Linked DNA regions of Homo sapiens: region 2 is linked to region 1. A link is an interaction called in ENCODE POLR2A ChIA-PET data of the cell type or tissue named here. Cell type or tissue: HepG2. All regions are shown on one strand. Each heading gives the region's core, and the rest is flanking DNA. Links, peaks and the distances in the headings are about the cores only.

Region 1 (15,036 bases), core at 4,818-12,817:
GGGCCTCTGAGCATTCCCTTGGCTAACAGCCACATTCCAGAACAGCATATGTTTCATCTCAAATCCACAAGGTTTGCACTTCCAAGCGGAGCCAAAGAGAAAAACCTTGGCCCAGGCTGCAAATTTCTTAGGAGAGGTGGGGGTCAGGGGCGGCCCCCAGGGAGGTTGTAGCTGTTATGTTGAAGAACATTTGAGTTCAAGTTCATGCAAAGCTAGGTCCCAAATATATGACACCCACATTCCTAATTCATAACCCCTCAAAGTACCTACCTGGAGAAGGAGTGAGCAGCGCTGCTTCCTCTTGCTGTCACCCAAATGGCCCTCATGCCACCTGCATGTTCCTCCAGCCCCATAACAGTTCTGCACCTTTGCCTAACTTCATGGCCCTTTTGAATCAGTGATTCACAGCCCAGGGCTGTGTGGAGTCTGGGTGGGGAGGGAAGAAACAGGGTGACTCCTGATCTCACTCTACCCCTTAAAAAATGCCTGGACCTCATCTGTGCTGGCTCCCATCTCCGTGCTCTGAAATTTATTTGGCTACTGAAAGACACCAAGCCTGAAGGAGGGTTTAGGAAGGACAGGGCTGAGCTGGGTGGAAAGGAGGAGTAAGGCAGGGGAAATATGAAGGCATGAGAGCTAGAGGGGGCGGCGGGGCAGAGGTGCAGAAAGGGACACAGAAGGGTCTCAGCTGGGAAGAGGGAGAGGTAAGCTCTCTCCTGGCGGGTGGGGAATGGGGGGACATTGGGAGTCCTGGTCCTCTGGGGGTTCTGCTCTGTGGTAAGCTAAGGGATTTCTGACAGCAAAGTAAACTGTGGTGTGCTGAGTTTACCCAGCTCCAATAAGCAGTGTTGGAGTGTTTAATGTTTCCTTCCCACTGAATTGGTTGACAGGCACTGAACCGCAGCCAGCCCCTTGCTGTTTCTTGGGGAGGTAGTAGGTGGGGAGGTTAGTACAGGGCTGTCAGGAAAGCTGGCATCGCTGACCCCAACCCAGGATGCGGAGGCTTGGGTGGAAGCCGGGAAGTTCCCCTCACATAGGCCCGAAGTTCCCATCAAGGAGGAGAAGCCTGAAATACAAGTCACCTCCTTATCCCAACCATCCCAGCCCGGCTGGTGCGCACCAGCCCTCCTGCGCTCTGCAAAATACAGCCATTTATTTCTCTCGTCATGCTCAGCTTTATTAAATGCCTGCCTAAGGGGCTGCAGCCTCAAACAGCCATGCTTATGCAGATGGATGCAGAGGACAGACACACAGACCACAAAATAAATCAGGAAGACACCAGAGCTCAGCGCCCGAGTACAAAATAAACTATGCCTGGCAGGATGCCCAGCACGAGGTGCTGGCTTTGTGCTAAGCAAGGATGAATGGGTTGAGGGATAGGGAAAAATGACTTTCTTTTCTCTCAATCCAAGGAGACTCCTGGGAAGAAACTAAAATGCACAAAGCTCTTAGATGGAATGGAAGAGAAAGTTCGGACAGAAGGGATCTCAGGGCGTGGAGTGGGCACGAGCACAGGGGAGGGGCAAGAGAAGCAGACGATGGTGCATCCAGACAGCGAGTACGTGTAAAGGGCATGGAACAGCTCAGAAAAAGGACATGGGGAAGGTTGGAGTGGGCTTTGGGCATAGAGCTAGAAGCTGTCCAGGAACTGCAGCAGAGAGCCCTGAGCTACTACTGCATCCTCCCCATCCAACTAGCAGAGAATCGGAGGTACACTGTGGACCTATAGAGCAAGGGGAGGGGGCCAAGTGCTGGGGAAGTGGGAGGAGCCACAGTGGCACCGAGGAGCAGCCCAGGTGAATGACCAGGGCATGGGATGCCCATTAAGCAGTGAGCATGAAGAGGGAGGGGGAATGTGACAAGATTATCAAGGGGTGCACAGCAAGGTGGGGGAACTGCCTGGATGAAGACATCTTAAAATACAATAAAGAAATAAATAAGCCAGCAGGGGTCATTCATGGCTTGGGAGTGGGAGGATGAGCGAGTTTGAGGATACTGCTCAGAATCATGGTGGGGTGTGTAGGTATGTAAAGGTAACACTGCTGCTAAGATCTTTATGCAATTTCAGTCATATTTTCTTGGATCTCAAGTCCTGCATTTCTACAAAAAATATTTAGAAATAGCCCCCCTTGGCCAGGTGTGGTGGTTCACACCTGTAATTCCAGCAGTTTGGGAGGCCAAGGCAATTGGATCCCTTGAGCCCAGGAGTTGGAGACCAACCTGGGACACATGGCCAAACCCTGTCTCTATTAAAAATACAAAAAATTAGCCAGGAGAGGTGGTACTTGCCTGTAATCCCAGATACTCGGGAGGCTGAGGTGGGAGGATCACTTGAGCCCAGGAGGTCAAGGCTGCAGTGAGCCGTGATGGCACCACTGCACTCCAGCCTGGGCGATAGAACCAGACCCTGTCTCAAAAATACAAAAATTAAGATAAAATAAAATAAAAATAGCCCCCGTAAAAGCAGAGAGTAGAATAGACTAGTAGCTTTCAAATAGGCCCCAAGGTGCACTGGTAGTGCATCCTGATGCCCAGGCCCCATTTCAACCAGAGCAGCTCAGCTTTATCTGTTGTATTTGTTTATGCATTGTGTAAGATTTCTTTGAAAGAAAAGCCTACCATTGTAAGCCTGTAAAGGAATAGTTTGAGGCTGGGCGTGGTGGCTCACACTTGTAATCCCAGCACTTTGGGAGGCTGAGGCAGGCAGATCACAAGGTCAGGAGATCGAGACCATCCTGGCTAACACGGTGAAACCCCGTCTGTACTAAAAATACAAAAAAATTAGCCAGGTGTGGTGGCGGGCGCCTGTAGTCCCAGCTACTTGGGAGGCTGGGGCAGGAGAATGGTGTGAACCCGGGAGATGGAGCTTGCAGTGAGCCGAGATTGTGCCACTGCACTCCAGCCTGGGCGATAGAGCAAGACTCCATCTCAAAACAAAACAAAACAACAAAAAAAGAATAGTTTGAAAGCCACTAAGGTTTAATTTCTTTTGGAATTCCCCACCAGCTTGAAGAATGACCATTCCCAAAAGAAACCCGCAGTGAACACATGTAACAACTTTTGGGCATAGTTCTCAAATTCAAATCACCTGGGCTGTTGTCAAATCATTTGTTCTCATTCTTTTGTTCAAAGGAAAAATTATGACCAGCATAAGGAATTGTAACTCTCCCCTCTTTTCATTTGGTCCAGGAATGGGAGACACACACACACCACAAGTTCTGCCATGCGTCCAGCTTGTGCCCATGACAGGCACCATGAGTTAGTTATTAACGCTCTCTGAACAATGACAACAACACAGTCTTGGGGTCCTTCTAAACAGAGTGCCCAGGCAGTTACCCTCAATCTGGACAAATTGGTACATTAGCTGAAACCTCTCTGCTAGCCCAGATTTGGTTGGCTGACTCCAAGAATGTCAGCTAAAAGGAATACCACTGTCCCTCCCCATCCCAATATCCTTCCTGGCTCCTGGATCTGTTGGACAAGGCACCTGTTATATATATATATATTTTTTTTTTTTAATTTTACTTTAAGTTCTGGGATACATGTGCTGAACATGCAGGTTTGTTACATAGGTATACATGTGCCATGGTGGTTTGCTGCACCTTTAAGCCCCGCATGCATTAGGTATTTGTCCTAATGCTCTCCCTCCCCTTTCCCCCCATCCCTGCCCCGACAGGCCCTGGTGTATGATGTTCCCCTCCCTGTGTCCATGTGTTCTCATTGTTCAACCCCCACTTATGAGTGAGAACATGCAGTGTTTGGTTTTCTGTTCCTTTGTTACTTTGCTGAGGATGATGGTTTCTAGATTCATCCATGTCCCTGCAAAGGACATGAACTCATCCTTTTTTATGGCTGCATAATATTCCATGGTGTATATGTGCCACATTTTCTTTCTCCAGTCTATCATTGATGGGCATTTGGGTTGGTTCCAACTCTTTGCTATTGTGAATAGTACTGTAATAAACATACGTGTGCATGTGTTTTTATAGTAGAATGATTTATACTCCTTTGGTTATATACCCAGTAATGGGATTGCTAGGTCAAGGATCTAGGACTAGCCATATTTTTAACAGGCCAAGTAGGCCTGGCCTTAAATAGGGGGGGTGTGGGGGGAGTGGGGGGATAAGGCCTTCAAACTTCTTGTTAGCTGCCTTGGCCCTAGAGAAAGAGGCTTACAACCTACAAAGAATAGGGCCATTCCTCACACCTTGCCATCCATGCAAGGTTCAGGGACTGCTACCATACACAACTCAGTTTGTATCTTCAGACCCTTCCCATCTGTTTATTCTCTAAAAATATATGTGAGAAAAAGATGCTCAGGAAAAACTGTAAAGGACTTTGAACTTGTTGAAAGGGGAAGTCTAAAAAGGGGTTGAGACAGAACTGGATTCCAAATCCAAAGCTGGGCTGGGAAAGAGGAACTCTCTGGAGGCATCCAGTGAGGGTTCAGGGAGAAGGAGGCACATCATGGCCCAGGAATGATCTGGGAGGGGCCACTGTCAATGAAACAAGGCAGAAAAGATTAAAAGACTTATGTGAATGCAGGCGAGGTAGGAGGGATATGAATTTGGTTGACGGTTAAAGACGTCATTCATTCATTCATTTAGAGAAAGGGTCTTACTCTGTCTCCCAGGCTGGAGTGCAGTGGTATGATCATAGCTCACTACAGCCTCAATCTCTGGGGCTCAAGCAATCCTCCTGCCTCAGCTGCCTGAGTAGCTTGGACTCAGGTGCACACCACCACCATACATACATATATATATATATATATATATATATATATATATATATATATATATATATATATTTTGTTGTTGTTGTTGTTGTTTTGTTTTTGAGACAGAGTCTCGCTCTGTCGCACAGGCTGGAGTGCAGTGGTGCGATCTCAGCTCACTGCAAGCTCTGCCTCCCAGGTTCACGCCATCCTCCTGCCTCAGCCTCCCAAGTAGCCGGGACTACAGGCGCCCGCCACCATGCCTGGCTAATTTTTTGTATTTTCAGTAGAGACAGGGTTTCACTGTGTTAGCCAGGATGGTCTTGATCTCCTAACTTTGTGATCCACCCGCCTCAGTGTCCCAAAGTGCTGGGATTACAGGTATGAGCCACCGCACCCGGCCATATATATATTTTTTGAAGAGATGGAAATTTTTTTTTTTCAGACATTGCTCTGTCACCCAGGCTGGAATGCAGTGGCACGATCTCGGCTCACTGCAACCTCTGCCTCCTGGGTTCAAGTGATTCTCCTGCCTCAGCCTCCTGAGTAGCTGGGATTACAGGCACCAGCTACTACGCCTGGCTAATTTTTGTATTTTTAGTAGGGATAGGGTTTCACCATGTTGGCCAGGCTGGTCTCGAACTCCTGAGCTCAAGTGATCCACTTGCCTCAGCCTCCCAAAGTGCTGGGATTACAGGTGTGAGCCACCGCGCCTGGAGAGACGGAATGTTACTATGTTGCCCAGGCTGGTCTTGAACTCCTGGTCTCAAGCGATCCTCTCACTTCAGCCTCCCAAAGCACTGGGATTACAGGTGTGCCGGCCTCAACCTTTTAAACAAGCAGAATTACCTTTTCAGAAGAAATCTCCCTCAGATCCCCAGGATATAAACTGGTAAAGGAGTTACTATAGTTTGATGTGGATTAGCAGCCCTCCCTACACCAGCTCTGCACCCACCCTAAGGACTGGGACTCAGAGAAGTACAGTTACTGCCTGAGGTCACCTGGCTAGGAAGTGGCTCAGCGGGGTTTAGAAATCACACGTGTTGGCCGAGCGCAGTGGCTCATGTCTATAATCCTAGCACTTTGGGAGGCCGAGGTGGGTGGATCACGAAGTCAGGAGTTCAAGACCAGCCTGGTCAAAATAGTGAAACCCTGTCTCTACTAAAAATACAAAAATTAGCCAGGCATGGTGGAATACACCTGTATTTCCAGCTACTCGGTAGGCTGAGGCAGGAGAATCACTTGAACCTGGTAGGCAGAGGTTGTGGTGAGCCAAGATCACGCGATTGCACTCCAGCCTGGGCAACAGAGCGAGGCTCCATCTCAAAAAAAAAAAAAAAAAAAAAGAACTCACACATGTTGATGACAGAGGGTCCCATGTCTTCTCAGGAACAAGACACACCCACTGCTTTGCTCATCCCTGTGTACCCAGTGTCTGGGATGGGGTCTGGCACCCAGAAGGCTTTCATTTGGGTGTTTGTGGAAGGCTCCTTCCCCCGTAGCTGTCCTCGGCAGGGACTCAGCCTCGCGGGTCATCAGGCAGTCTCGGGGAAGTGTTCTGTGCCAGGGGTCTACTTCAGCCCCCTGTTCTGGGTGCTGCCTCGAAGGCCAGTCCCTCTGGGATGTGTGTTGGGACGGGGATTGGGTGAGCACCCTGGGCCTTGGCAGGTGAGGTCATTCACCTCTCCTTCTCTGAGGGACTTCTGGAAACTTGAGGCATCCTCTGAGCAGCGTCGTTCCTGCCCTTACTTGGTCAGGAAGCTGTGATGCAGCCCAGAGACCCCCTAGTCCTTTCCTCCCCCCACTCTCCTCTCTGTGTACCTTGAGCACAAACACTCGGAGAGCTCCTGGAGAGACGAGTTCCAGCAGGAAGCAGGGGGTGTCCTGGGGGCCCAGAGAGAGAAGGCCCTGTCGTCTGTGGGGGCCACAGGTCTCCACCCGTGCTCAGCCCCTTCCCTCACCTCCTCCCATCTTCCTCAGGATCCCGCTCCCCCACCCCCTCATCCCTCTGCACAGACCTGCCAAGTTTGGGACATGAGAACAGGCCAGGTCCCCTCTGGGGAGCCCGGGGTGGGCGGAGCCAGGCCTGGCTGGGCCTCCAGGTTGGCCTGCCCTGGCCCCTGGGTTTAATAAACTCCGAGAGAGGTTTTCAAAGGCCACTTGATCTTCCCCATCAGGCAGCCCCTGTCTCCCTTTCAGAGCCGCGGGACTGGAAAGAAAAAACCGCTCAATGAACAAGGCGGCCAGAGAAAGCTGAGCTGCGGGGCACCTTCTATGAATTTCTGATGAGCCCACGGCCCTGACTCCTGGGTCCCGGCCCGGTGCAGTCAGGGATGTTAGTTTAAGTCATTTCGCACGGTTCACTGGCTCTCTGAGAGCAGCTTGTCTCCAGCCTGGGCCTCTCTAACAAGCTCTTTTTACTCAGGGCTTCTCTGAGCATAGACCTCAAACAATAGCAGCTTTCAAGGGGCTCGGCCCTCCTCTGGCGGCCTCCCTCTCCCAACCCCAGCCAAGCCCAGCCTCTATCGCTCACTGCCCACCTGAGCGCCCCCACCCACAGCCTGACCCGCAGCGGCATTCAGGGAAGACTCGCCCCTTCCTCCCTCCCTCCCTCCCTCCCTCCCTTCCTTTCCTGTCTTCCTCCCTCCCTCCCTCCCTCCCCTTCCTTTCCTCCCTCCCTCCCTCCCTACTGCCCCTGCCCTTTCTTGCTGTAAACAGGGCAGGAGTGCGCAGTGGGGCTCTCAGGAGCAGGCCACACTGCCACGCAACTCTAGAACACTGTGTGGATGGCACCCCCTGGGGTTGTGCAATGAAGAGCCCCCAGTAGAACGCAGCTCATTCCAACACTCTAAGCCTATTGGGCTCCTCAGCCCTCTTGAAACTGAGCAGTTTCCTCCTCCCTTTAGTCCAAGGAGGGAGCTGGCTTCCTCCACACTGCAGGCTGTCACCTGCCCCGCAGGACCCAGACCTGGTGGGGTTGATGGAGTTGCCTCCAAGAAGCGTGAAGCCGGCTCGGAGCACCTCTAGTGCCCAAGCCTGAGAGCGGACATTGGCGGCAGCGTCCCCCTGCAGAGGGGCTCCCCAGACACCAGAGGGACCGTGGCTCTCATCAGTCCAGGCCTCTCTATCTTCCCCATTCCCACTGTTCTCCACTGTCCCCCCTGTTCCTCAGAGCAGTGATGAGACAACTTCCAGTCCTCCCTACCTGCCTCTGGCCTTCTTGCTCGCTAAGGGGTCTTAGGAAGAGACTCCTGGGAAGAGGTTCATTAATCAGCAGATGAGTCATTTACATGTTTAGACTAGACCTCTGGCCAAAGCAAACAAACAAACAAAGTTCATATTGAGACAAGTCAATATTTGACTTAATGAGAGTGCCTTGCCAGTTGAATGCTTTGATGGTGACCTTTGACCTGGGAGCTTTGGAAGGCATTTGAGCTGCAGTCCCATGGACACTGCACTTTGGGAGGGGCTCCAGCCCCACTCCTACAGCACCTGCCAGCAATTAAGTTTCCCTCCCCAGGGATCTAGGCCCTGCCTCTGGGGCCATGGGGTCTCTCACCTTTCAGGAGTCCCAGGCAGCCCAGGACTTCTTTCTTTCTGGAAGCTGCTAGAGAAAGCCCAGTTTCATGTCCCCTTTGCAAACCCCCCCACGCTAATAACTCACCTTCTTCAGGAAGTGAAGTCTGATCAGAGACAGCCTGGCAAGAGGAAAGAACGAGAAATTGGGGACAGGACCCCGATCCCAGCTATACCTTCAACCCCTGTTTGCTGTCTGACTTTGGTGAACATTCCTGTTCTCCAGCCTGAATTCCTCATGACAGTGTGGGGACTGGATTTCTTTCTTTCTTTTCTTTTCTTTCTTTCTTTTCTTTCTTTCTCTCCCTTTATTTCTTTTTTTTGGACAGAGTCTCAAAGAGCAGAGTCTAAAGTGCAGTGGCTTGATCTCGGATCACTGCAGGCTTGACTCAGGCTCAGGCAATCCTCCCACCTCAGTCTCTCGAGTAGCTGGAACCACAGGCACACACCACCACACTCAGCTAATTTTGAATTTTTTGTAGAGATAGGGTTTTGCCATGTTGGCCAGGCTGGTCTCAGACTCCTGGTCTCAAGTGATCCACCTGCCTAAGCCTTCCAAATGCTGGGATTATAGGTGTGAGCCACCACTTCTGGCCCCATGTTTCTCAAGAGTTTAGTTCCCACTTGTCCAGTTTCAGAATCCCCTGGAGGTCTCGTCAAAAATGCAGACTTCAAGTCCCCTCCCCAGACCCGCCACTAAAGCAGAATTTCTGGGGGTAAAGCACAGTCTGCATTTGAACATGTCCCCAGGTGAGTTTTAGGCCCACCAGAATTGAGAACCACTGTCCTAGTTGGTCCCAAACTACAGCTTTAGCTGAAAATCTGCCTAGGTGCTCAGTCTGAAGTCACTTTAGCCCTATTCAGGGCTGGATTTTCCAGGAAGCTAATGGCTTTTGCACAGGATCCTTGCAAGGCCCTGGGAGGAATCCTGGTACATTTGTGTTCATACTTGTGAATTCTTTTACTTAAAAAGAGTTCCCACCACCACCACCAAATTGTAAAAGCTCAGACCCCGCCAAGCCTGGCTTTGCTCCTGGTTGAACAGTTGATTGGTGATTTTGTATTGAGTCTGAAGTTTTGCCACAACTCTCCCCTCTGATAAGTTCACCTTCAGTTTCTCTTGCATTCCGTATCCTTGTAGAGTCTATATTCTTTGCACAGTGAGAGCCATAATATTATCTCTAACTATCACTTCTACTGAAATCCCAGGGGTCAAATTTCAGTGACCCATTATGGCCAGAGGTAGAAATAATTCCAGAAACAGAAAAGTGTCCCAGGCTGGCTGCTGCCCCCAAACCCAGACTCTATTCACCAAAAGAGGTTTATTCCCAGGTGTTGGGACAGGTCAGACCAGGCCAGGTCAAGAAAGTCGGGCCCCAGTGTTTAAGCCAATTGGCCATTCTTCACATCAAACCAGATTTAAATTCAAATCTTGACTTGGCCTCTTATCAGCTGAGCGATGCTAGAACCTCAGACTCCTCTGGCATGAAGAGGTGAGGATCCAGGCTGTGGCGAAGGTTGCAGGGACAGTAGATGTAAAAGCACAGTTGTAAAATATTGCTCATTGGGCAATATGGAAGCGAGGGGCCTTGACACCATCAGTGATCTAGAGTGTGCATGGACTGTGCCAAATCCTTCCAGTGCAGCTGTGTTGCAGAGAGGCGACCAAGGCCCCCTACTGACCATACTGTCAGGGGTAGGAGTCCTGCCAGCACCCCTCATCACAGGGACTAAACAGTACCCTGGCATGCACTGCACTCCCTTCCCTCTTTAGTGTGGGCCACAGAGCTGGGCAGGGAAGTAGACGGCGGGGGCAGGACAGGATGTGGGTGGAGAACCTCTCTGCTCCCCTGACCCCCTGCAGCCCTTGGCAACTCAGGGGGACAGGGAGAGGGAGGAGGAGGAGAGGAGGAGGAAACCACATCTGGTCTGAGTGAGGCTCATAGCCAGGAGAGCAGGGCCCTGAGCTGGGAGGAGAGGAAGCAGGGAGGGCTGGCATGGGCCTTGGCCAGTCCAGGAGAGCAGAGGGAAAGTAGTTGGTGTTCGGGGAAAGCAAATAAATAGAGGGGTTGAGACAATAATAATAAAGAGAAGAGCCATTAAAGTGAAGAATAGAGATTGTGTCACACCCAAGACAAACAGAAAATAAACAGCCAGTAGATCCCCTCCGCAGATGTTTGGCACTGAGTGAAGACAGATTAAAGATGCGTGGAAGATGCCTAAGTCAACCAAGCCTCTACCAGCAGCAGCTGGAGAGCAGGTGGATGGAAGCCTCCGCCAGAGAGGTCTTTGCGGCTGAAGGGAGCCAGCCCCAGAGACCACGGCACCCTCCGGAAGCCGGCACCTGCAAGCGTGGGATGGGAGGAGAGGGAGATGCCGTCCCTCCCCGGACAGGGCTGGTCCCTCTGTTGGTGCAGTCCCCTTGGCCTCCTGCAGGACCACGTCCCCCAGCACCCAGGTGGAGTAGGTTCTTCAAGTGGCCTCATAGACATCCTGCCCCTTTGCTGCTTTGCCACCAGGCCCATTTCAATGACTCTTCAAGGACCCGGTCTTTTTTTCTTCTTGGCATCTGGCTTCTGAGCTGACCTTTGTCCTGTCCCAGTGAGAGGGTGGGGGAGCTCAGCATCGGGGGTACTGCACCCCCATTGACTCAGTCTTCTACTCTGGGTGTCTGGCACCACAACAGACGCCTTGGGGGTTACAAAGATGAATAAGACACCATTCCTTCTCCAAAGGTACTTATGATCTGGGATAAAGGAAACTCAAATTTTCTGAGTGTCCATTCCATAATACCTCTCTGCCCGGTGCCTTCAAATGGTCTACCTTATTTATTCTTCAAAATAACCCTGTTCGTAGGAATTATCCCTTCATTATTCCTAACCAGGAGGAGGCTGAGGACCAGAGAGATTTGGTGCTGTTTCTATGGTTGCAAAGCTAGGAAAGGATGATCTGGTACTCAACCCAAAGTCTAGTGCTCTTTCTCTGAACCCGTAAACAACCATAAGGTGAAGCAGAATTTGACAACAACCAAAGAAAAGCACGTGCTCTTAAAAGATACAAGAAAGAGTTCTCCTGTCTCGCATCCACCCCTGCCCCCTTAATGAGAACCAAACTTCATCTTTCTGTTCTGTGCGCCAGCAGGGAGGAGCCGGCACATCCCATGCCCAGCTAGGGCCAAGCGCCTGCAGGTGTCTGAGGAATGCTAATGGCCGTGAATTGGGGGAGGGTGTGCACAGGCTCTTCTGCAGCATTTGCTTCCCATTAAGCCCATTCCTCTCCAGACCCTCCTGCCCGCTCCAGCAACATGCAGCTTTCATGAGCCAATTACCATGCCCAGGTTTTTCTGTTCCTCTGAAGCCACTGACACTGCTAACCAGGCACAGATGCAGTAGGGCATGCCCCTGCTGTCCACTTCAGAGCAGGGTTTTTCTTTGCCCCAAGGACCACAGGTAGAGGGAGGAAGGTTGGATAGTCCAATTTCAACTCAGCCCCCAACAGGAAGGGGAGGCCTCAAAGGGCAATTTGTTGATTACGAGTGGTTTTTCGAGTGGAATAGGATCAGCTGGGTGACTTGTGCCTAGCCAGGACTGAAGAGTCATGGACAGGGCAGGGGACCCAACTGGGAAGAACAGAGACTAGGTTTGAAATAAATGTGCAGGCCAGGAGAGCTTCCCCTGAAACCTTTAGTTTACAAATAGGTATCCAGAGTCTTAAGAGTAACTTAATTCAAAACGAATTGCATTAAAACCTACTTAGAAACTAATCAGAGAGCCTGAAACCTCATATTTTCTTCCTATTTCTTAAATCTCATCAGCCTTACCATATTTTCAACCTCTTAAAATTTTCTTTGACCTTCAAGTCTCAGTTTTCCATGGACTTTCACAGATATTCCTGGACAAATTTAACCTCTCCTTTCTCCTTAATCCCTCCACACACTGGCTGTATTTCCTTGAATCCAGTTTCACTCTACCATATCTCTGTGGGTTTATTCTTATGTATTTTCCCCCAGAAATCCCAATGTTTCTTTAATCTGAGGACAGTGTCCTTTCATCAGTTCTGGAAAATTGAACGTTGCCATGTCCCTTTCTCTATATTCTTCTCCTGTGCAACTCCCTGTAAAGGTAATTTGGATCCTCTCATTTTATCCTCTATGCCTTTTTGGCTTCTCCTCCACATTTTTTCTCTCTCCTGTTTCCATGCTACATTTGTTGTAATTTCCTCTGATCTATCTTTCAGTTCATTAATTCTCTGCTCAGCTTCATCTAATCTGCTGTCTGACACATCTATTGAGCTTTTAATTCAATGACTATATTTTTTATTTCTAGAAAGTTCTTGTTTTTTAACAAATTTGCCTGTTTCTTCCAAAATATCCTATATTTTCTTTATGTTTCTATGTTTTCACCTTTTTAATCATTTTAAACATAGTTATTTTAAAGTCTCTTTCAGATTGTTACATTGTTTTATTTATTGGAATGCTAAACTAGTTTGATATGTTTGCTGACTTTCTCTAATAGTATATCATTTCCTGATGTGGGTTTGTAATTTTTTTATTGTTTGGGCAACTTCAAAGGGGATCAGATTTTGCTGTGAAATGCTGTTGCTCTGGGGCACATTCCTCCTGAATAGCTGTGTATTTCCTTCTCTTGATACACCATGAGTTTTACTGGTCTGGGATCTATTTTTATATTAATTTCTCAGCTTGGGAATTCCAGCAGTGGAAATTCAGACACTGTAGTCACATATGGTTCAGGCCTGCAGCTTCTATTTCTCACAGAAGACTTTTTTCTATTTAGAGTCCCAGTCAGGATAAGATTAACTGTCCCTACCCTAAGCCTGTGATTGGTATTTTTTTGATCCTGGTTTGTCTGAGGTTATATCTCTTACAGGGTCCCAGTCTTTGCATAGGTCTCAATTTTAGCTATCTTCCTCTTATAAACTAGAGATCATGTCACCTGCCCCCAGGGCAGCATCAAAACCATAATGCCTAGCACCTAGAGCTACATCCATCCTGATGTCCCTCATGGAATAGCACCATGGCTTCAGCTGGTGGAGCTCACGACTCAGACTTTACGTTCTATGTTTACTTAGTGGTAATTTTTTCACTGTGCTTTCCATTCCAGGTCATGAATGTCAAGCACTTTTTTTCTCCTACAGTGCCTAGCATGGTGCTCTGTAATGAGCCTTCTTATTTAGCCATTCACATACTCGACATCCTTAGACCCAAACAGGACTCCTTTATACGTGCAGAATCCAGAAGCCAGCAAGGGCATGAGGCATGATGGAAGGAGGGGTTGCAAGCACAGGGAAGAGGAGAAACAGCAGCAGTGAGCACGTGCCTGGAGCAGGATGCTCCCCTGCTCTCCCTGGAGCTTGTTTCTTTCCTAGGACCTAATGCAGGTCATAAGGAGAGATCTGGACCAAGAACTGGACCTCCTTTAGTCTAATCTCAGGCATGTATGAGCTGAGTGAACTGGGAAGTCACTTCGTCTTTCTTGAGTATCTGTAAAATGGAGATGAGGGGTTGGCCTGGGTGCTGTCCAAGATCCCTTCCAGGTCTCACAGCCTTTGGAGCTGCAAGTGAAGAACATGAACTGGACATAATGGGCTGGGCTCTCGCCCAGATGTCCGCCACCTTTTCCCCACCCCAGATCACCCACTGGAGTTTCTAGCTCTCCCGTGCCGCTCCTTCCTCTAGCACCCAGGTCTCTCCTTTCCACCCAGCCTCCTTTCACCATTCCCTGCTGTCCCTTCACATCTACTCCCTACTGAGGCCTTTGTCCTGTGTCTGTATCTTATGAAAGGAGGGTGACACTGTGGTGGCAATTAGTATCCCCTACAGTGGTGGGGGATGAGTCTCATGGGGCATCAGAAGGGAAGGGCAGGTGAACAGCAACCCAGTACCTAGCTGTGCAGAAGCCCCATCTGCTTCTAGCTTCAGGGTTTCCCAAGCCTTGGACTGGAGACCCTGCATCTTAATGAGCCTCTTGAGCCGGTTCAGAAACAATGAATCAAAACCAGCTGGAAGCTGCCCTCCGACCCAGCTAATGACTTGTTTATTGTCAGAGCAGCAGTGCGTCATATAAGGGAATTTCAAAGTGTCACTAATTGGCAGAGCGCCAGTAAATAGCACCATATAAATCTGAAGACACTTCCACTAGGGCTGAGGACTGTGGAAGATACAGCTGAGGCAGGGGAAGAGGAGATTGCAGGGCGTGGCAGTGGGTGCAAAGCGCACCCACTTGTCAATGGCTGCAGCCTCTTCCCTGTATCTCTACCATCCCATGGGGACTGTGTTTGCTCCGTGACTAGGGAAGAAAGCCCTGTGATGGGCCCTGTCCCACCTCTGATGACATTGTACTGCACACCTCCAACCCCAAGATGCCTCGCTTCCTGCCGTACTATGGGGGACGCAGCTTGTAGCACTGTATTATGGGAAAAGGTGTCCTCTTGCTGAGGAAAGGACTCATGATCTCATCCGAGTCGGGTGAGTACATCTGTAAACATAAAGTCCCTTCTATGCATTACACAGAAATGTTCTGCTAACTGAAGAACTGCAGTGAGACCCTTACTCCAGTGGGCCCTTCCCTGCTCTCCCTTGAGTTCATTTCTTTCCTAGGAGGTAGTGCAGCTCATAAGGAGAGACCTGGACCAAGAGCTGGACTTCCTTTGGTCTGATCTCAGGCATGTATGAGCTAGAAGGACCAGGAAGCAATGACTGATACGATAAAAAGAAGCTCCTTCTCACT
Region 2 (15,036 bases), core at 4,493-12,492, 60 kb before region 1:
CTTGCCCTCTAGCTGTCTGTCCAGGGACCCAAAAGCCGAGTGATGGATGTCCCAAATGCAGACACCACTCGGAGACCCACCCGGCAGCTAGGCAGACATAGCAGGCACTTTGCTGAGGGCCTAACTCCCATGCTGCAGGATGACTGTATATCAAGATCTGTGATCACTGCGGAAGTCTCATTTTCCCAGACTTGGTTCCGCAGCTGTGCTGCCTTCAGATGCTGCCTTGGTTGAAATCCTGGCTCTTACTAGGTATGTGGCCATGGGCAGGTTATTTATCTTTCCCATGTTTCAATGTCCTTATCTTCAAAATAGGGATAATAATAGCACCTTTCTCCTAGGCTGTTGTGAGAATTAGACCAGCACGCTCACCATAGGTATTAGTTATGTGAGTACTATTACTGTCAAAGGTAAGGTAGGAGTATAGTTTCCTCTTATACTCTCAGCTTCACAGTGCCAGAGTCATTGACACCTGCTCTCAACTGCCTCGCTGTGCCCTCAACGCTCAGCCCTGGTGCCTCTGCCAGGGCTCTCTGCATGAAGAGTCGCCTTCCCCTTACATCAGGGCTGGCTTTGTGTTGTCTCTGAAACTTCTTGGACCTTGCCAGCGTGTTCTTTGGTCCTCTTCTTACGTGGAACTGCCAGTATCAGTGTGCCACTGAGCCTCAGTCTGTTCCATGATTTGTTTATTTTTAAATTTTATTTTATTTTATTTTTAGAGACTGGGTCTCACTCTGTGGCCCAGGCTGGAGTGCAGTGGCATGATCATGGCTCACTGCAGCCTCAAACTCCTGATCTCAAGTGATCTGTCTGCCACAGCCTCGCGAGGAGCTAGGACCACGGGCACTCACCACCATGGCTGGCTAATTTTCTCTCTCTTTTTTATTTTTGTAGAAATGGGAGTCTGTGTTGCCCAGGCTGGTCTCAAATTCCTGGCCTCAAGTAATACTCCTGCCTCAGCATCCCAAGGCACTGGGATAACAGGCTTGAGCCACAGCGTGCCTGGCCTATTTAAAACCTTTTCTTTCAAGAAAACAGAAGTATCTTAGGGGATTTAGAACCATACTACTATGGTCCTGCTTCAGAAAATCTACTATCTCTTTATGTATTTTTTCATCTAACTCAGTTTTGTTGTGCATTGTTTAGGTCAGAGTTGTTTAAGCTCAGCACTATTGATATTTTGGGCCAGATAATTCCATGTGGTGGGGACTCTCTTGAGCAGTTGAGAATGTTTAACGGCAACCCTGGCCCTCCCCCCACTAGATGCCAGTAGCACCCACTCCTCTGGTTGTGGCAAAATATCTCTAGACATTGCCAGTGTCCTCTGGGATAAGGTTGTCAGATTTAGCAAATAAATTTGATATCAAAATTAGCAAATATATTTGATATCAAAATATATTTTATCTGGCAGCCTTCCTCTGTGGGCAAAAATCACTCCAGGTTGGGAACCACGGGTTTAAATACCCTACACGTTCACATTCATTTACTCACATGATAACTGCGTCAGGTAGTTACTAGCAACCCATTCTAAAGATGAGGAAACTGAGTCTTGAAGAAGGAAAGTGGCTTGCCCACAGTCACCCAGGTCGATGGCTCATTTCAGTGCTCTTTCCATTTTATTACAGTGGCCCAACAGAGCTCAGCCTCTTGCAATATCTTCCTTGTTTATGAACATTCAGGAGGCTCCATTCCAACTCTTCTGGGCTGATGCTCTGATGATTGGGACATCGATTGTGTGAAGGGCCAAACTAGACATTGTCCTACAAACCTCTCCACCTCACACAGCTCTGAAAACGTTTCTTGGAGAGGAGGCAAAGGGAGAGGAAGGGAAAGGAACAGCAGGGGGTGCAGGGTCCCCGCCTCCCACAGCTCCGCAGCCAAAGCCTGGAGAGACAAAAGGCAGTGCGGCGCAGGGGTGATTATTTCCCTTGCTCTATCACCCAGCTCAATGGGGCATTCTGGATGCCTGCCCTCCGATGCCCAGGGGCCTTATTAACAGACCTCAGCTGTTGCCCAAAGCCCTTACCTCACCCAAGAGGGCTCTATTTGCATGATAATGCCCTCCTTGGGGGAATTATTGCTTAATTAAAGAACAGCAATCACTTTAATTAGCATGCCTCCTTGCTCCCTGGTACTTTGCATGGATTCAAATGAGCTCCTCATTAGGTATTGGCACTTGGACAAATCGAGGGCCTCTGGCTGGGAAGGGAGGCTCCCAGGGCAGGCAGCCCCAGCCGGGACCTCAATGGCGGGGAGGCCCAGCCCTGCCAAGAACACAACCCCGGCTTTGTGAAGGGAATGGCAGACAGGGCCTGGGCCAGCACCCTTTGAGGCCCACAACAGGGCACACAGGGGAGGGCCAGGCCCTGGAGGGTGGTGTTTGCAGGCGCCGGCCAAGGGCTCTCTCTTTGCCTCTGTCCGCTTGAGCTACACCCCCCTTTCAGCTCTTTTGCCATTGGCATTTAGCTGTATTACACCATCCTCCTCCTCCCGTAAGAATGTTTGGAGCCTTTCTCCATCAGTCCCCGCTACACCCATGCGCACCTGGCTCAGTCTCAGTGCCCCTCAGACTCTTCACTCCCAGTTTTGGAGTGCAGTTTTCTCTTCTAACTGGTAATGTAGGAGGATGGCACATAAAACAAAACAAGCAAACAAGAAAACACACCTGTCTTCATCCAGAGATGGTATCTCTCTCCCAGGGCAAGATCACCCTGCTCTTTAGCTTCTCTCCCCTGAGATCTAGAAAGAATCCAGGAACAACTCCACCCACAGACCCCTGAGCTGCATTTCCAGAAATAGGGGCCACTGTGGATTCTCACCACCACAACTCACCCTCCCCCAATCATTAATAAAACCTAGGTTATTTTGTGGGCCACCGAACTACTGCTTTCAGCACATGGAGTCCGACGCCGACCTAATTATACTTTGATATTTCTCTTGATCTCTGTTAGAGTAGAGCAACTGGCTCCCCTCCAGGAAGAATCTTCTTCCTCTGCCTGGATGTCAGTGTACCTAAAATCACCTGACTTTTGTTCTCCTTCCTACCTCTGTCTCTCTCTCTTTCTCTCTGTCTCTCTATCTATCTCTTACACGCACACACACACACACACACACACTCTCCACGGAGAAGGTAAAAATGTCTCTAGGTTTGTATTCAAGAGATCTGGTTTCCAGTCTAAGCTTAGCATCCAGGGAAGAAGCATCTGTCTCAACTCTTTTCTGGAGTTTTCAGGAAGAGAGAGAATAGCTCCAGGCTGCCACCCCAGAGAGACCCAAAGCAGCCCTGACTCAATCCAGGACCTTCCTCCACAGCCCCAGCAGGTGCACATTCAGTCTCTCAGGCAGCTCCAGCTCCAGCTCCCTCACCTCCAACCTCCCCCGCAACCCCAGTGAGCCAGCCTGGGGCTCCCCTATCTTTAGAGTCTCCGCTTTCCCTGTGTGAGAGGAGAATTCCACCAGAAGAGGAGGGAGCTGGGAGCTATGTCAAGGGCTCAAGCTGGAGAGCCGTGGAGGGGAGTGGAAGCGGGGAGCTGGTGGTGGTGTCTGGGGAGAAAGGAACTCACTCCCCTCAGCATCATCCTGCAGAGAGAGTAACAGCAAATCAGAGGTAAATCCACTTCCTGGCAGGAAGCTGAGCCTGAAACCAGATGAAGCCACAGTGGTTCAAAGGCAGAGTGACACTCAAACAAGAGAGCAGCCCTTAATCCCCCATAGAAAGATGAGAATGGCGCGCTCAGGCCCAGGAGGGAGACCGTGCGGCTTTGTGTAAGCAGGATTGAAAACACAGCCCTATTGAAAGGCTGGGACTTCGAGACACAGACCCTGAGGGCCAGTTGCCAAGTTGAAGGCAGCCCAAGGCTGCCAGCTTTCACCTCTTTAGTTCTGGCCTTGGCAGTAATGAGGTGAAGGGCCGGGACTTTTAACTGGCTAGGTCAAAAAGGTTTCCTTATTAGACAAACAGTGCGGGCTGGGGGTGGGGGGTGCATTGGTGTCTAAGCTTAGAACCGATAGCTTCCAGAAAAAGAGGCAGAGCCAGAGGTCTGTCTCCTCACACACCTGCCTCTCCTGCCGAGCCAGCCCCTGGATCTTCACCTCTGTCCCAGCCTGCTCCTGCCCATCCGCACCAGGCTTGAGGAGGGGACTTGAGGAGGTGTCAAGAGGGCCAGAAGAGGGCCCAGCGAGCTATGGAGTGACACAGAGTGGGCTGGGGAGGAAACTGCCCTGAGGCTGCTTCTTTTTTTTTTGAGACAGAGTCTCATTCTGTTGCCCGGCTGGAGTGCAGTGGCATGATCTTGGCTCACAGCAACCTCTGCCTCCTGGGTTCAAGTGATTCTCCTGCCTTAGCCTCCTGAGTAGCTGGGACTACAGGCACACGCCACCACGCCCAGCTAATTTTTGTGTTTTTAGTAGAGACAGGGTTTCCCCATGTTAGCCAGGATGGTCTCGAACTCCTGACCTTGTGATCCGCCCACCTCGGCCTTCCAAAGTGCTGGGATTACAGGCGTGAGTCACCGTGCCCAGCCGAGGCTGCTTCTTGACCTATAGGTCAGCGCCTGTGATAAGGCAAACTTGGGGAGAACAGCCCTGTCCGGTGGGTAGACAGCCTGCAGCAGTGAGCGCCCCCTTTCCTGGGTGGCGGCAGAACAGCTCCGTGCGCAGCTGCTGTCCCCAGCACTGCCCTGGCATCAAAGGCCCACACCCTGCTTGTGTCTCTAAAGCTGTTTGTCAACCAGTGCTCTACAAAGACCTCAAGTTTAGAAGCTGGTGCCTGGGGGACCAAAAGACAGGGTGTAGGGGGTGTAGCGGAAGAGGATTCCCAAGCTGAGTGAAAGGATTTCCTATCCCCTCACTCACACATCTCAACCAGAACAGCTTCTTTTTATTGACTTGCCATATCTTCCATGTAAGATTTCATCCAAGGAGACAATTACAGAAACCAGAGAGTTGAAAAAGCACTGTCCTACAAGGTGAGAAGGTGCTCTGGAGGGGAGACTCATACTTCTCTAGTTTCATAACAATATCTTTGCACAGTTAGCATCCAAATATAATTCATTAAAGAAGTGCTTCTTAAACACCTTATTCACATGGCCACTAGTTCCACAGAGTATTGGCGGCTTGCAAAGAGATGCATGCACTAAAGCAGGAGTAAGTCCAAATAAGAATGAATAACTAGGATCACAGAAAATATACACGAAATGAAATCAAGACTAGGGAAGAGAAACACACATACACGGGGGATAAAGTCCTGCATATTTGCTGTTATTGGACTCCAGATTGGCTTCTGAGCTTCCCTGAAGGCAAATCTGGAGAGGAAAAGAGAGAGGAAAAAAAGGAGACAGACAGACAGATGTCTGGAATCTAATTCTCTTTACCAGAATGAAGGAAATATACCAGCGTGTCAGGCTAAGCAAAATTTTTTCCAGCTGTAAGTTTTAGAAGAAATTTCTCACAATGAAATTCGTATAGGCAGTGCTGAGTAACAGGATTGGCAATGTCTTTAGTTGACACCCTACAGTAATAAGACTCCGTTGATGAGGGTACAAGATAAAATGGCCCAAAAGAATGGTCTTGTATCACTTTAGTTTGATCTAAGCATAACCCATCCATTTTAGTTTGGGTTCCCCTAGAAGCAGACCTGGAGAAAGGGATTCAAATACAAGTCATTTGTTTGATCCCAGTAAACACTAGTAGGAGAGTGGGCAAGTGAGACAGGAAAGGAAAAAAGGCCCCCAAAAAGGTGTGTTACCAAGCTAGTTCCTACTAAGGGAATTAAAGCTCATCCCCACTGAGGAATTCTGGGAGTGTTGAACAGCCTCTGAATCATCCTACCTGAGGCGGGGAGGGAGCTGGGGCATATATACCAACTCCCATCAATCAATGGTTGAGGGCTGCTCTAGGAGCATGAATTCCCCGGTGTGTCTGGTTTACCACATATGTGGGCAAAGCAGGCTGCAGCAGGCAAAGAAAGGCCTCAGGCAAGTGATATAGAAGCTGGCAGTCGGAATGTCAGCCAGCATGCCCCGAAATGGTACAGGCCAAGGAGGTGCCGACAGGATGCTGACAGCATCACATCAGCTTGGGGACCCATGGTGACACCCTAGCAGGAGCAGCCCCAGGACACAGAGGTTGCAGCGAGCCAAGATCGCGCCACCACACTCCAGCCTGGGCGACAGAGTGAGCCTCCATCTAAAAAAAAAAAAAGAAAAAGAATGACATTCTGGTTTAGAGTTTTTATAATACTTTTATAATTTAAAAATTTGGAAAATGTTTATAACGACATTTCTGCCAGGAAATACTTCCTGTGGACTTTGATTTTCATGGCAGTATCAAAATGCGTGTTTTATATGTACATCAGCAACTAGGGATCTATACTCTTCATATGTGGTCCACTTCCTGGCCCCTTTGTCAAGGCCAACGAGAGGTGAGGAAAAAACCTCAATCTGGCCGGGTGCAGTGGCTCATGCCTGTAATCCCAGCACTTTGGGAGGCCGAGGCGGGCAGATCACTTGAGGTTAGGAGTTCGAGATCAGCCTAGCCAACATGAAGAAACCCCGTCTCTACTAAAAATAGAAAAATTAGCCGGGCGTGGTGGTGCATGCCTGTAATCCCAGCTACTCGAGAGGCTGAGGCAGGAGAATCACTTGAACCTGGGAGGCAGAGGTTGCGGTGAGCCGAGATTGCACCAATGCACTCCAGCCTGGGCAACAAGAGCAAAACTCTGTCTCAAAAAAAAGAAAAACAAACAAAAAACAAAACAAAAAAACCCCCTCAATCTTCTATTGGTTTAGACAGATTCGTTCACAACCACAGATAGTAAATCAATGATCAATAATGGAGTGGCTGAGCTTGAAAACTCCAATTGCTCCCCATGTAAAAATATCGACCTGGGGAAAAAAATGGGTTAAAAGAGAGCGTGCGCAATTTTATTAAATACAAATTACTTCACTTTATTCCTGTAACAGAAAGAATATTCCATATCATTAAATGCTGCCCCTAAAAGGTGAGTAAGAAGAAAGCAAAAAGAAGTTGGAGGGTCTTCCTCCAGTTAGAGTAGAGTTTCTGAGCGTTGGACTGTTATCGAGGCGCTGAACCTTGCACTGGCTGTTGTCCGGTTTCTCTCCAAAACCTGGTTGAGACCACCGGTATTTGAAAAAGTTGGGGTAAGGGGCATTCTGGTCACTGATACTATGAACCTAACCCAAGTATGAAGCCTAAGGTATTCTGCTTTAATGGGAAGGGTATGAGCCTTATAACCTCCACCTTCTGGCTGTGTGGCCTTAGCAAAATCATTTAACCTTTCTGTTCTGTCATTTGTTAAAAGAAGATAGTAACAACTTCCTTACAGGCTGTTAGGAGAGTTAGAGATAATGCATGCAAAATGCTGGCCCTGTTTCTGATATGTAGTAAAGGCACAGTAAAAGAAACTATGATTATCTAGTAAGACCCATCTCTACAAAAAATAAAAATAAAAAAATAGCTGGTCATGGTGGTGCATGCCTGTAGTCAGCCACAGCTACTCGAGAGGCTGAGGTGGGAGGATCGCTTGAGCCCAGGAGTTCAAGGCTGCAGAGAGCTATGGTCACACCACTGCACTCCAGCCTAGGAGACAAAGTGAGATCCTGTCAAAAAAAAAAGGAAGATGAAGAAACTGATTTTCATCACCAAATGAGGAGTTCTTTAAATGGAGATGGGATACATCTTCTGTTTGACATGACATAGGAGTATAATCAGGGGACCTTGGGTTCAGATATCTAATCATGCTCAAAAAGACTTAAAGTTATAAATCAATCTAGCAATTCAAGAGTACATTTACAATTAACTTTCCTCAAAGAGCCATCAGAGCATTGCTCCAAGCTAGATATTCTAAGAGAACATTTTTGAGATCTTTCTATGGCTGTGTATGGTCGTTGGCTGGCAACATTCCCCTCTGAACATCAAGGCCCAAGTAATTTGGATCATTCTTTATGGCCAAGCTTTTCAAATAAAGTTTCTATATCCTGAGGGAAACATCCAATATGCCACAGGGTGTGTGAAGCCACAGGATAAAAATGGCTCTTAAGAAAGAGGATCCTTTTGGTTAAAGACCTTTAGGGAAAACTTTAAGTAATTTAACAAGTAATTTATCAGAAGTATATTATAGATTATAAAAATATTTTAAGATGAAATGTGAGAATTTGAAGGAATTTCATGCTCATGGCCAGCGACATCCGGCGTGAGTCTCAGGCTCTTGGGGCTGAGCAGAAGGTTCTCATTATTGGAGGGCAATTGATCCCGGAAAATGGCCACTTACAGTGAATCCACTAAAAACGGGAACCAAATATTTCATAGTAAATAATAGCGAGAAAAGTGTCTATTAGAATTTTATATTGCAAATTAAACCCCCAAAAATATGTAAAGCAAGCTGCTTACGGCAAAGAACCCCACCCTTCCTCAAATGACTTAGATTAAGACTTTACCTATGACAAGGCCAGTCACAGACCCTCCAGAGTCCCTTGCTCTGCCTCATCAATGATTAGCTAAGCTGCTTGTCTCCACGGATCAATTGGGACAAAATGCTTGTAACCAAACTTCATTGAAGAGTTTCTTTTTCAAGGCCCCTGGACTTTGGGCACCCTCAGCCTGAGCCAGCAAACAGCCCTTCCTGACAAGAGGCAGGCCTCTGGGTCAAACAGCCCCTGCCTCACTGCCTGACCCTGCTGCCCCATCACCCACCCCCTTCCCCACACCTGCTTCTTTCTAGCCTTGTTTACTCTTCCCTAGAAAGGAAAAAAATTCCTGTCTGCCTTATTCCTAAGAAGCTTTCAGAAGGATGGTCAGGGCCTTCTCCCTATTGCAATAGTCCCTTCCCCTCCCCCAGCCTTGCAATAATTCTCTTTGGATAAAAGTCTACTCTTACCAAGTCTGGATTTGTTTTTTATTCGACAAGAGTATAATTTATCATATAAAGAGTAGTTTTATATATAACTTGTATGTAGACTCTATTATATATAGTTATATATTTATTGTGTATTTGTTATATGTCTACTCTTTCAAATAGTAGTTATATATTTATATACTATGTTACATATTTTTAATATATAAGCAATTTTTTTTGAGAGATGATCTCCCTCTGTCACCCAGGCTGGAGGGTAGTGGCAATCGTAGCTTGCTGCAGCCTCTAATTCCTGGGCTCAATTGATCCGCCTGCTTCAGCCTTCTAAGTAGCTGGAACTACATGTGTGTGCCACCACGCCCAACTAATTTTTCTAATTTTTTGTAAAGACAGAGTCTCACTATGTTCCCTAGGTTGGTCTTGAATTCCTGGCCTCAAGCAGTACTCTTGTCTCGGCCTCCCAAAGTGCTGGGATTACAGGTGTGAGCCACCACGCCCAGCCTAAAGCTACTCTTTATGTGGTAAATTATATGTGTGTGTATAAATTCATTCAAGTTTCATGATAACCATATAATAAAGTCCATATTCTTGTTTTAGCTTTAATTTAAAAATAAGAAAGCAGTCTCAAGAAACACTTGCCCAATAGGTGAAGTAGGGATCTGAAACCAGATCTTCTGTCTTTAAATCCTGGCTTACTCTTGCTACACAATCACTGATTTTTTTTTTTTTTTTAGACAGAGTCTTGCTCTGTTGCCCAGGCTGGGGTGCAATGATGCGATCTTGGCTTACTGCAACCTCTGCCTCCTGGGTTCAAGAGATTCTCCCTACCTCAGCCTCCCGAGTAGCTGGGATTACCGGCACCTGCCACCACACCTGGCTAATTTTTTTTTGTATTTTTGTACAGACAGGGTTTCACCATGTTGGCCAGGCTGGTCTCAAACTTCTGACCTCAGATGATCCACCCGCCTCCGCCTCCCAAAGTGCTGGGATTACAGATGTGAGCCACCGTGCCTGGCCTCACTAATCTTTTCTGAAAGTGGACAAGACGCAAACACTAAGCTTCACACCATAAGGGAGAGTGCTTGCCTCTGGCCTTTCCCGTCTCTCAGGCCTGCCCTGATGTGCTTACTCACATGCACTGTGACGGTTGTTTTTGTTTGTTTGTTGCCCCAGTGTATGCAGCTGTGCTGGTAATTAAGAACATTCTGTGGTTACGATGGAGGACAATCCCATGTGACGCCTTTAGCACAGAGACCAGCATGGAGTCAACCCTCCATGCATACTAGTGTCAACACTGGGCACCATGCTGGATGTGTTATTGAAGTCACATTTGGCCTAGTTCCAAGTGGATGTGAGGTTTGACTTAGTTACTGCACTGGATCTCCCAACAGTTTAATGAGCCAGGTGGAAGTGAGGAACCAAGACCTGAGTGTTTATCCTTTGGTAGATTGGTCTGTGTTTCCAATAACCAGTAGTGACATGTGGTTACCACATATTAGAGACAAAAAGAATCCTGCAAGTTATGTACTATTATATTCATTTTTGCAGAAGAAAATAATAGAAATTAAATAATTTGCCCAACATACAGGAGAGCTCAGTCTACTAGACTCTTAGGCTCTCCCTCTTTTTTTCCTCCTCCTCCTCCTGTTCCTCCTTGTATCTTTTATCACATTCTCTTAATCAGAAATTTTCAAGCACATAGTTTAAAGACACCAAGAGTTCTGCAAGACTTGATAAGAAACGCAACAGCCCCCTCCATCACTCCCCCTCTCCCCACCAATTCTTGCTCCTCAGGAGTAACCTTCTCAACCCTTTCTTTTCTTTTCTTTTCTTTTCTTTTCTTTTCTTTTCTTTTCTTTTATGAGACAGAGTCTCCCTCTGTTGCTCAGGCTGTAGTGCAGTGACACGATCTCAGCTCACAGCAACCCGCCTCCCAAGTTCAAGTGATTCTCGTGCCTCAGCCTCCCAAGTAGCACGCGCCACCCCACCCGGCTGATTTTTTTTGTATTTTTAGTAGAGACGGGGTTTCACCATGTTGGCCAGGCTGGTCTTGAACTCCTGACCTCAAGTGATCCACTCACCTCAGCCTCCCAAAGTGCTAGGATTACAGGCGTGAGCCACCAGGCCCAGCCTTTTCTCAACTCTTTTGAACGGATTCTTTACTTTCTTTGCTAAATAGCAAGCTTATATCGCTACTGCTTAATTTTCCAATGTTAACCATTTCCTAGATTTTTCTTAAGTTAGGCCTTTGTCTATTTCTCGTTAGGAAAAGGGAGGATTTCAGGCCCGGCGCGGTGGCTCACGCCTGTAATCGCAGCACTTTGGGAGGCCGAGGGGGGCGGATCACGAGGTCAGGAGATCGAGACCATCCTGGCTAACACGGTGAAACCCCATCTCTACTAAAAATACAAAAAATTAGCCAGGCATGGTGGCGGGCGCCTGTAGTCCCAGCTACTGGGGAGGCTGAGGCAGGAGAATGGCGTGAGCCCAGGAGGTGGAGCTTGCAGTGAGCCGAGATTGCGCCACTGCACTCCAGCCTGGGCGACAGAGGGAGACCATCTCAAAAAAAAAAAAGGAAAGGGGAGGATTTCTTTCTCTCTCCGTTGCCAAAACATCCCGTTGCCACACACTGACGCACGCAGCTCCCGCCCCCACTCAGCTGGCCATTTCCCGAGTATAATTAGATCGTAATTTTCATTAGATCAACATTCAATATTTACTTTATCATGAATACATAAACGCTACCCACAGCCAAGTCGTGAGTGTACAATGATTATTTTCCCTCTGCGAAATTTTCCTCCTAGAGTTAAAAATCGTTTGGTTTTGTTTGTTTAGTTTTCTGTATATTTATTGCTGGTGTATTCCCAAACTCTCCCCAGATTGAGTAATCTCGTTTCAATTCCCTCAAATATTGAGATGACTTAGTCTATCTGCCTCGTTTTCTCCAGGAGATCATCCCTGGATCTTCTGGCTGGGCCAGTCTGCACTGGTTGTTCCCAGGGTCTGTTACAAAGCTGGTGGCTTGAGATCTCCCTTTACTATGTTATTGGAGCTTCCCGTTCCCTTGTTTCGGGGTCCTCTTTGTGCTGGGTGACATGTCTTCCTTCTTGGTGGAGCATATCCTTTGCAGTGGAATCCTGAGACAGTGCATGACAGACAAAATATGGACACATGGCACATATCTGAAAATGTCTCCATTCTGCCCTCACATTTGATTGGGAGTTTAGGTGAGTAGAAAATTCTACCTCGGAAGTAGCTGGCCTTTCTCCATTGTCTTCTAGCTTCCAGTGCTATTCTGATTCCTTGGTATGAAACTTGTTTATTTTCTCCGGAACCTTGTAGGATCCTCTCTTTGTTGCTAATATGCTGAAATGTCATAATTTACTTTCTTTGGGTGTTGGTTTTCTTCATTGATTATTCTGGGCACTTAATGGGCTCTTTCATTCTGGAAACTCACGTCTAAGACTAGGAAAATGTTCATGAATTATACCTTTGATCAGTTGATTTTTTAGATATATTTTTTAAAAATAGAGACAGGGTCTCACTATGTTGCCCAGGCTGGTCTCAAACTCCTGGACTCAAGTAATCCTCCCCTCTTGGCCTCCCAAAGTGCTGGGATTACAGGTATGAGCCACTTTGCTTGGCTGATTGATTGAATTGTATTTATTTTTATTTTTTTAGAGATGAAGTCTCACTCTGTCACTAAGGCTAGGGTGCAGTGGCATGATCATAGCTCACAGCAGCCTCAAACTCCTAGGCTCAAGCGATCCTCCTTCCTCATCCTCCCAAGTAGCTAGGACACCAGGCATCCATCACCATGCCTAGATAATTTATTTTTTATTTTTTTAGAGATGGGGTCTTGCTATATTAAGCAGGCTGATCTCGAACTCCTGGCCTCAAGTGATCCTCCCACCTTGGCCTCCTAAAGTGCTGGGATTCCAGGTGTGAGCTGCCATGTTCAGCCTAATTTACTTTTTTAACCTCTATTTTCTCTATTATCTCTTTTTGGAATTCCTGTAATTTGAATATTTTCTTGAATGCATCTTATAATTCTCTTTTTTCTTCTCTCCTAACTCTTACCTCTACTTTCTGATTAATTTCCTCCACTTATTTTTCAATCATCTATTGATTGTTAAAACTTTATCCTATCATATTTAGTTTCCAAGAGTTCTTTTTTGTTCCCCAGTAATTCCATTCTTTTTTTTTGAGACAGGGTCTCACTCTGCTGCCCAGGCTGGAGTCCAGTGGTATGATCACAGCCCACTGCAGCCTCAACCTCCCGGGCTCAAGAAATCCTCCTGCTTCAGCCCTCCAAGTAACTGGGACTACAGGCACGCAGCACCATGTCCAGCTAATTTTTGTATTTTTTCATAGCGATGGGTCTTCACCATGTTGCCCAGGCTGGTCTCAAAATTCTGGGCTCAAGTGATCCATCTTGGCTTCCCAAAGTGCTTTGATTATAAGTGTGAGCCACCATGCCTGGCCAATATTTTTTTTATTAGCGTCCCATTCTTGATTTTGTAGATGCAATATTACAACTTTCTAAGTACATAAGAGTTTTCTTCCCCATGCATAGTCTTTGTTTTCTCCAAGATTTGTTGTCTTCTGTTTGTTTGTTCGGCCTTTTGCTGGTAGAAGCTTTTTTCAAACGCCTGGTGCTTCTTAGTGACTGCTTATGAACAGGGTACCAAACAGCTGTGTGGTAGTACTTACCACTGGATGGGCAGAGCTTGCCAAGTGTAGATTTCACTGCAGGTAATCTAGCTGGGCCATTCCCTTGGGAAACTCTTGATGTCATTTGACAAAGTTTCTCTGGGAAACTTTATCTCCTGTTAGAGAATATAAGCCTAACTTTTACCATTCAGTGGAAGAAGGCTGGTGGTCTAAACTGGCATTTAACTTCCATGTCTTCATGTGTCGCAAATTGTGCCTCCTGTCCCATTGAAACTGTTGAAACTATTTTATCATCTCTAGAGAACAGAGGTCTAGCCTTTGGTAGGATGGAAGTGTGGAGCAGGGGAGAGGACATGGCATCTACCCACTTTTTGAGCAACCTTTTAACAAATCTTGTTTTCAGTGCCAATTTTGCCCCTCTCCTTTCTAGAAGAATCTTATATCGCTCATTCCTGAGTCTTTGAGGCTTCTGAGATATAATGTAGGATGTTCCTGTCTGAGTTAGGATTGAACTTTCTCAGGCCTGCTTAGACAGGTCCAACTTATTAATATGGTACTTGTCAAATGTGCTTCCTAGCCTCCAGAATTGTGTTGCTCTTATCTCCTTTCCCGTAGTTTTTGTGAGTTTGTAATATTTTTTGTTGTGTTTTAATGTGATGGTTAATATTGAATATCAGTCTTCCAGCCTTCATCCTTCTCCCATGCTGGATGCTTCCTGCCCTCAAACATTGGACTCCAAGTTCTTCAGCTTTTGGACTCATGGAGTTACACCAGTGGTTCACCAGGGGCTCTTGGCCTTCAGCCACAGACTGAAGGTTGCACTGTCAGCTTCCCTACTTTTAAGGTTTTAGAACTCGAACTGGCTTCCTTGCTCCTCAGCTTGCAAACGACCTATTGTGGGACTTCACCTTGTAATCGTGTGAGTCAATACTCCTTAATATTCTCCTTTTCATATCTACATCTATCCTATGAGTCCTTCCCTCTAGAGAATCCTAACTAATACACTTTAGTTTAGTTTTAATGGGGTTTCAGGAAGAATGGAGTTAAAGAGTATACATCATCTGGCATGTTTAACCAGGAGTTCAAGCCAGTACTTGAACTTAACTTCCACTGTTCTAGACTGCCTCCCAGGAAACAGCCCCAATATAAGAATAATAGTAATCATAATAAAAATAAATACATAATTACCAAGCTTTTATGATCTGCCAGACACTATTTTCAGCATATGGAAACTCATCATACACTAGCTGAGGCCACTGTGAATGCTTGGGGTTCTCCTTTGGAGCCTTCCCTCGCCCCAGGGCAGCCTGAAGGAGGACTTGCAGAATCCTCTAATGGTAACAATATTGGGTTCTGGAATGACTTGTGTTCGATTTTTGGCTTCAATTACTAGCTATGTAACTGCTGCAGTGTGCACATCTGTAAAATGTAGTTACTAAATCATACCTATCTGCCTTCCTGGGATATTGTGAGGATTATAAAATATAATG

What was found. ChIA-PET counts read pairs that join two places held together with the same protein. Peaks named below come from ENCODE experiments on the same cell type or tissue, not always from the same donor. Only the 100,000 strongest peaks of a DNase experiment are listed, where the experiment ranks them.
Region 2: POLR2A ChIA-PET joins it to region 1 with 10 read pairs; 4 of 35 experiments call an interaction of 5 or more read pairs at or near these places.

The regions. Positions count from the first base shown.
Region 1 is chr11:126,139,849-126,154,884 of GRCh38, forward strand. LOC105369591 reads right to left here and starts at 795. Exons shown (of 4, transcript XM_017018656.2): 1 at 271-795. The coding sequence starts at 497. RefSeq lists enhancers at 7,067-7,714, 7,715-8,361, 8,049-8,193 and a cis regulatory region at 8,114-8,127. In HepG2, for the core only: a CTCF peak has its summit at 9,974 (motif pointing left); DNase peaks (open chromatin) are centred at 7,153 and 8,113; H3K4me3 peaks cover 1,908 bases.
Region 2 is chr11:126,080,564-126,095,599 of GRCh38, forward strand. No RefSeq gene overlaps it. Among named protein-coding and RNA genes, the nearest start is that of CDON, 25 kb to the left of the region's middle. In HepG2, for the core only: a CTCF peak has its summit at 4,612; DNase peaks (open chromatin) are centred at 8,568 and 11,498; H3K4me3 peaks cover 314 bases.